Regions from separate parts of the Homo sapiens genome. Here region 1 is linked to region 2. A link is a contact called in ENCODE Hi-C data. All regions are on one chromosome and are shown on one strand. The core of a region is the stretch at or near the end of the contact, and the rest is flanking DNA. Distances in the headings are between cores, read along the strand shown. Region 1 holds the start of PCDHGA12 (protocadherin gamma subfamily A, 12). Region 2 holds the start of PCDHB10 (protocadherin beta 10).

Region 1 (3,734 bases), core at 1-2,500, 240 kb after region 2:
GGAATAAATTTTTTTCCTGTGATGTTTCTTGGGACATCAATATTTGAGTATATAAGGCTTTTTCTTTAATCCATTAACTATAAATTTTGAAGAAAATGCATGAGAAAATGGAGAAAATGTGTTTTTTTTTTAAAAAAAATTGAGATTAAGGTCTCATTATGTTGCCCAGGCTGGACTCAAACTCTTGGGCTACAGTAATCCTCCCACCTCAATCTCCAGAGTAGCTGAGACTACAGTTGCCTGAAACTGTGCCTGGCAGAGAAAAAAGCTTAAAAAAATAAGAACATGGTAATGATTTGATAATATTCAGTTACATTTACTTTTGATTCTTGTAATTCAAGTAAACTCAATTTTATGTCTGATATTTTCTCACAGCTACCTATATATTTCTTCCCAATTTAAAATATATTATTTTATTTTATGCCTAGCAAATATCTTTACAGTATAAATATTTACGCTCATGAAAGTACGTAGCCAGTTATTTCTTAGGGAGAATTTTTTCCCTATATTTTGATGGGCTTCCAAAAGTATTACCAGTAATTCTCAGTAATTACAATTAGGTCAGTTACCCAGGAAAAGGTAAGTCTGTAACATTCTTTGGACTACCAATTTTCTTTTACTAAGTTTCCTGAACAATAAATATTTTTGAAATATAATGTATTAATAGAATTCTGGAGTACTTCCATTATTTCCAGTCAATGCAAGTTGGAATGCTTCTACTTTATGCTAAAAATATTAATGTTTCTTTTTCACTTGGGTTCTTGTTAAGTGTGATTCTGATAATGTATACAATCACATATCATTTTTAGGTTTCCATAATATCATGAAAATTTGATTTTTAAGCGTTACATGTCAACAACCTGGTAAAGTAATCCTTCCATTCAGGATCATTCAAGGAATCTATTTAAAAATATTTTCCCCAAATTATAGCTGAATCAGAAAGTTTAAATTATTATATTATATGATTTGTCAAAAAGAGAAACTCCTAGGGAGACATCTCCATAATAGGTGTGTTGGGGGAACAGTAATCTCAAAGCAGATGCACTAACATTATAAGATTAAAATCATTGTTTATAGAAACTTCCAATTCATTTAAAAGCTCATTGGGGAAAAAAAAGCTCATTGGGAAAAAAAAAAAAAGCTCACTAAAGTTTCTATTAAAGCGAATACGGTAGATTTCCATCCCCTTTTGAAGAACAGTAGGTGGAGCTATTTAAGATATAAAAACGAAATATCCTTTCTGGGAGTTCAAGATTGTGCAGTAATTGGTTAGGACTCTGAGCGCCGCTGTTCACCAATCGGGGAGAGAAAAGCGGAGATCCTGCTCGCCTTGCACGCGCCTGAAGCACAAAGCAGATAGCTAGGAATGAACCATCCCTGGGAGTATGTGGAAACAACGGAGGAGCTCTGACTTCCCAACTGTCCCATTCTATGGGCGAAGGAACTGCTCCTGACTTCAGTGGTTAAGGGCAGAATTGAAAATAATTCTGGAGGAAGATAAGAATGATTCCTGCGCGACTGCACCGGGACTACAAAGGGCTTGTCCTGCTGGGAATCCTCCTGGGGACTCTGTGGGAGACCGGATGCACCCAGATACGCTATTCAGTTCCGGAAGAGCTGGAGAAAGGCTCTAGGGTGGGCGACATCTCCAGGGACCTGGGGCTGGAGCCCCGGGAGCTCGCGGAGCGCGGAGTCCGCATCATCCCCAGAGGTAGGACGCAGCTTTTCGCCCTGAATCCGCGCAGCGGCAGCTTGGTCACGGCGGGCAGGATAGACCGGGAGGAGCTCTGTATGGGGGCCATCAAGTGTCAATTAAATCTAGACATTCTGATGGAGGATAAAGTGAAAATATATGGAGTAGAAGTAGAAGTAAGGGACATTAACGACAATGCGCCTTACTTTCGTGAAAGTGAATTAGAAATAAAAATTAGTGAAAATGCAGCCACTGAGATGCGGTTCCCTCTACCCCACGCCTGGGATCCGGATATCGGGAAGAACTCTCTGCAGAGCTACGAGCTCAGCCCGAACACTCACTTCTCCCTCATCGTGCAAAATGGAGCCGACGGTAGTAAGTACCCCGAATTGGTGCTGAAACGCGCCCTGGACCGCGAAGAAAAGGCTGCTCACCACCTGGTCCTTACGGCCTCCGACGGGGGCGACCCGGTGCGCACAGGCACCGCGCGCATCCGCGTGATGGTTCTGGATGCGAACGACAACGCACCAGCGTTTGCTCAGCCCGAGTACCGCGCGAGCGTTCCGGAGAATCTGGCCTTGGGCACGCAGCTGCTTGTAGTCAACGCTACCGACCCTGACGAAGGAGTCAATGCGGAAGTGAGGTATTCCTTCCGGTATGTGGACGACAAGGCGGCCCAAGTTTTCAAACTAGATTGTAATTCAGGGACAATATCAACAATAGGGGAGTTGGACCACGAGGAGTCAGGATTCTACCAGATGGAAGTGCAAGCAATGGATAATGCAGGATATTCTGCGCGAGCCAAAGTCCTGATCACTGTTCTGGACGTGAACGACAATGCCCCAGAAGTGGTCCTCACCTCTCTCGCCAGCTCGGTTCCCGAAAACTCTCCCAGAGGGACATTAATTGCCCTTTTAAATGTAAATGACCAAGATTCTGAGGAAAACGGACAGGTGATCTGTTTCATCCAAGGAAATCTGCCCTTTAAATTAGAAAAATCTTACGGAAATTACTATAGTTTAGTCACAGACATAGTCTTGGATAGGGAACAGGTTCCTAGCTACAACATCACAGTGACCGCCACTGACCGGGGAACCCCGCCCCTATCCACGGAAACTCATATCTCGCTGAACGTGGCAGACACCAACGACAACCCGCCGGTCTTCCCTCAGGCCTCCTATTCCGCTTATATCCCAGAGAACAATCCCAGAGGAGTTTCCCTCGTCTCTGTGACCGCCCACGACCCCGACTGTGAAGAGAACGCCCAGATCACTTATTCCCTGGCTGAGAACACCATCCAAGGGGCAAGCCTATCGTCCTACGTGTCCATCAACTCCGACACTGGGGTACTGTATGCGCTGAGCTCCTTCGACTACGAGCAGTTCCGAGACTTGCAAGTGAAAGTGATGGCGCGGGACAACGGGCACCCGCCCCTCAGCAGCAACGTGTCGTTGAGCCTGTTCGTGCTGGACCAGAACGACAATGCGCCCGAGATCCTGTACCCCGCCCTCCCCACGGACGGTTCCACTGGCGTGGAGCTGGCTCCCCGCTCCGCAGAGCCCGGCTACCTGGTGACCAAGGTGGTGGCGGTGGACAGAGACTCCGGCCAGAACGCCTGGCTGTCCTACCGTCTGCTCAAGGCCAGCGAGCCGGGACTCTTCTCGGTGGGTCTGCACACGGGCGAGGTGCGCACGGCGCGAGCCCTGCTGGACAGAGACGCGCTCAAGCAGAGCCTCGTAGTGGCCGTCCAGGACCACGGCCAGCCCCCTCTCTCCGCCACTGTCACGCTCACCGTGGCCGTGGCCGACAGCATCCCCCAAGTCCTGGCGGACCTCGGCAGCCTCGAGTCTCCAGCTAACTCTGAAACCTCAGACCTCACTCTGTACCTGGTGGTAGCGGTGGCCGCGGTCTCCTGCGTCTTCCTGGCCTTCGTCATCTTGCTGCTGGCGCTCAGGCTGCGGCGCTGGCACAAGTCACGCCTGCTGCAGGCTTCAGGAGGCGGCTTGACAGGAGCGCCGGCGTCGCACTTTGTGGGCGTGGA
Region 2 (3,830 bases), core at 1,301-3,800:
TTTTTGTTTGATTCATCTTCAACTTTGCGTATTATGCTTAACTTCACAAGTTAACTTTTTCTTATTTTGTATCCTGATGAGGCATTTCTTACTAGAATCCCATAAGTGAAATATAATATTTTTCAAAGTTGATATCATTTAAAAATTTTTGGTCGTTTTAAATGTCTTTATTGACTTTAAATTCATTGCCTCTACATTATTCATTAGTTCTTCTTTTCCTAAAACTTTTTACTTGTTAAAATAGTCTGCTGCATGTAATATGTGCTTTTACTATTTGATATTTCTTCTATTTTTCTTTTGAAACCGGTGTTCTTATTGGTTTGCCATCCTTGTTCATTACAACTGTTTTTTGTTTGTTTGTTTGTTTTTTGGTTTGTTTGTTTTTTTTTTTTTTGAGACGGAGTCTCGCTCTGTCGCCCAGGCTGGAGTGCAGTGGCGCGATCTCAGCTCACTGCAACCTCCGCCTCCCAGGTTCAAGCGATTCTCCTGCCTCAGCCTCCAGAGTATCTGGGACTACAGTTGCATGTCACCACGTTCGGCTAATTTTTGTATTTTCAGTAGAGACGGGTTTCATCATGGTGGCCAGGATGGTCTATCTCTTGACCTCGTGATCCACCCCACTCAGCCTCCCAAATTGCTGGGATTTACAGGCATGAGCCACCGCACCCAGCCTACAATAATTTTCTTAAACTTTACCTTTTATTTTAAAGTTCTAGTTTCCCGGCATTGATAGTTCCCTATTTGAAATATAATGTTTCTCTTGTAAGTGATATGATAAATAAACCCCTAATTAGCCTTAGAAGAAAAACCACTGCAAGATATTAAGCGTGTGTAAATGGGCTTTAGTCTGGAAACCAAAAAAAAAAAAAAAATTTAGTCATTCTATAGGATCATGTGAAAATATTTAATTTGCTCCTTTTAATTCTGTATAAACAAATCAGAGGTTCCTGAGGTTCCTGTTAAATTTTTAATGGCTAATAGCCCAGTGCCATCCAGTTGAAAAAACAACAGCAATCACAAAGTAGAGGTTTATATTGTGCGGCTTTTATATTCAGCTATTAGAGTGTTATTGGTAGTGTCTAGCCTTTTCCTCCACGACATTCCTTGACTTAATCCATTTGGGCCTATTATAGACAAAATAGAGCTTCTTTCTAGATATAAGGTCTTTGAGGCAGGGCTCAGTGGCTCATTCCTGTAATCCCAGCACTTTGGGAGGCCAAGGCGGGCAGATCACCTTAGGTCACGAGTTTGAGACCAGCCTGACCAACGTTAAGTAACCCCGTCTTTACTAAAAATACAAAATTAGCCAGGCATGGTGGCACATGCTTGTAATCCCAGCTACTCGGGAGGCTGAGGCAGGAGAATCGCTTGAACCCAGGAGGTGGAAGTTGCTTTGAGCCGAGATTGCACCATTGTACTCCAGCCTGGGCAATAAGAGCAAAACTCCATCAAAATAAAATAAAATAAAATATAAAATAACTTAAAAAGAACTTTGAATAAAATTCTATGAAAAAAGACACTAGAATGCTGTTCTTAATTTTAATAGTGTTAAGATAGGTGTTAGTGTGGTCTGTTCTTTACCTCCCTTTATTTGGTGCAGAGAAGTTAGATCCTGCTAAATTTCAATTAAGAGGGGACCTTAAAATAAGGATCAATCTCTTATTTAACCCTGTAAGTTACTTTAAAGCTAATACAAGAAAAACAAAGACAAGTGAAAGTAAGGAAACAGAAATTGCAAAGAGTAAATGAAAGAAAAAAACTTTCAAGTGGTCGGAATTGAAAGGCACTGGAAAACGTTTCAGGTTCTACCCATCTGAGTTTATTTATGCATGTCCTAATACAGGCAGTATTTATTGCTTGTCTGATTTGTCACTCACAGATGATTAGGACATAGTTCCTATCCTTAAGTAGCCCACACATTGAAGAAGAAATAGATTTGCATGAATTAAGAAGCAATAATATTTGCAGGGCAATCATAGTTGTATACACAAGTTTTTATGAGAGAATAGAGGAGGGACAGCTTAAATGCATTATACAAGATTACAGAGTGATGATTCTCCTTAATCAGTGTGATGAGATTTTGAAGTTTGTTGAGGAAGGTGTGAAACATATTTTCTTTGTCTGTTTTGGTGTTCTTATCCCGATGTTTCTGGAAAAGTAAAATCTCCTGTTACTTTGGTGATCCCAGATGTCAGCAACATTTTCCCTTTGATTCTTGACATTGTGTGAGAGTTGTGTCTGAGATGAAAGGACTAGTAGAGAGCTAAATTTAGCACAGTGAGGTGGACAGAGTTATTGCTAGAAACATATTTTCAAGTGTTGAATTTTTAACTTTTCCCAAAAAGAATTGAAGAATCTCAACAATGTGACTATTTCTCTGTCTCAACATTAATTTTTACAAGACAAACGAAAATAAACATGAAAAATTTAAATGAGGCACTAAAGGAAATTGTCTGAATACACACACCCAAATGGGTACAACTACTGAAATCTGGTGGAGGCCACACGGTGGCGCTGCAGGCTAAAGAGACGGTTTGGGAATTGCTCTGAGGATGCTATGCAAGTCACTAATAAAGGAAGACACGGACAGATGAACTTAAAAGAGAAGCTTTAGCTGCCAAAGATTGGGAAAGGGAAAGGACAAAAAAGACCCCTGGGCTACACGGCGTAGGTGCAGGGTTTCCTACTGCTGTTCTTTTATGCTGGGAGCTGTGGCTGTAACCAACTAGGAAATAACGTATGCAGCAGCTATGGCTGTCAGAGAGTTGTGCTTCCCAAGACAAAGGCAAGTCCTGTTTCTTTTTCTTTTTTGGGGAGTGTCCTTGGCAGGTTCTGGGTTTGGACGTTATTCGGTGACTGAGGAAACAGAGAAAGGATCCTTTGTGGTCAATCTGGCAAAGGATCTGGGACTAGCAGAGGGGGAGCTGGCTGCAAGGGGAACCAGGGTGGTTTCCGATGATAACAAACAATACCTGCTCCTGGATTCACATACCGGGAATTTGCTCACAAATGAGAAACTGGACCGAGAGAAGCTGTGTGGCCCTAAAGAGCCCTGTATGCTGTATTTCCAAATTTTAATGGATGATCCCTTTCAGATTTACCGGGCTGAGCTGAGAGTCAGGGATATAAATGATCACGCGCCAGTATTTCAGGACAAAGAAACAGTCTTAAAAATATCAGAAAATACAGCTGAAGGGACAGCATTTAGACTAGAAAGAGCACAGGATCCAGATGGAGGACTTAACGGTATCCAAAACTACACGATCAGCCCCAACTCTTTTTTCCATATTAACATTAGTGGCGGTGATGAAGGCATGATATATCCAGAGCTAGTGTTGGACAAAGCACTGGATCGGGAGGAGCAGGGAGAGCTCAGCTTAACCCTCACAGCGCTGGATGGTGGGTCTCCATCCAGGTCTGGGACCTCTACTGTACGCATCGTTGTCTTGGACGTCAATGACAATGCCCCACAGTTTGCCCAGGCTCTGTATGAGACCCAGGCTCCAGAAAACAGCCCCATTGGGTTCCTTATTGTTAAGGTATGGGCAGAAGATGTAGACTCTGGAGTCAACGCGGAAGTATCCTATTCATTTTTTGATGCCTCAGAAAATATTCGAACAACCTTTCAAATCAATCCTTTTTCTGGGGAAATCTTTCTCAGAGAATTGCTTGATTATGAGTTAGTAAATTCTTACAAAATAAATATACAGGCAATGGACGGTGGAGGCCTTTCTGCAAGATGTAGGGTTTTAGTGGAAGTATTGGACACCAATGACAATCCCCCTGAACTGATCGTATCATCATTTTCCAACTCTGTTGCTGAGAATTCT

The links. Hi-C counts contacts between places; a loop is a spot of excess contacts on that map. Pooled maps may share reads with other maps.
Region 1: a loop to region 2 is called in a pooled map, with 3 times the contacts of the local background. The contact joins the promoter of PCDHGA12 here to the promoter of PCDHB10 in region 2. A Hi-C loop is called at or near these places in 1 of 50 pooled maps.

What each region holds. Positions count from the first base shown.
Region 1 is chr5:141,429,257-141,432,990 of GRCh38, forward strand. It overlaps PCDHGA12 (protocadherin gamma subfamily A, 12), which reads left to right and starts at 1,251. Exons shown (of 4, transcript NM_003735.3): 1 at 1,251-3,734. The coding sequence starts at 1,504. The region is part of intron 1 of PCDHGA1 (protocadherin gamma subfamily A, 1); the gene reads left to right. All of the region lies in intron 1 of PCDHGA2 (protocadherin gamma subfamily A, 2), which reads left to right. The region is part of intron 1 of PCDHGA3 (protocadherin gamma subfamily A, 3); the gene reads left to right. It also overlaps PCDHGB1, PCDHGA4, PCDHGB2, PCDHGA5, PCDHGB3 and PCDHGA6, and 10 more genes. RefSeq lists an enhancer at 1,147-1,286.
Region 2 is chr5:141,189,803-141,193,632 of GRCh38, forward strand. It overlaps PCDHB10 (protocadherin beta 10), which reads left to right and starts at 2,551. Exons shown (of 1, transcript NM_018930.4): 1 at 2,551-3,830. The coding sequence starts at 2,751. PCDHB9 (protocadherin beta 9) reads left to right here. Exons shown (of 1, transcript NM_019119.5): 1 at 1-1,739. It also overlaps PCDHB@.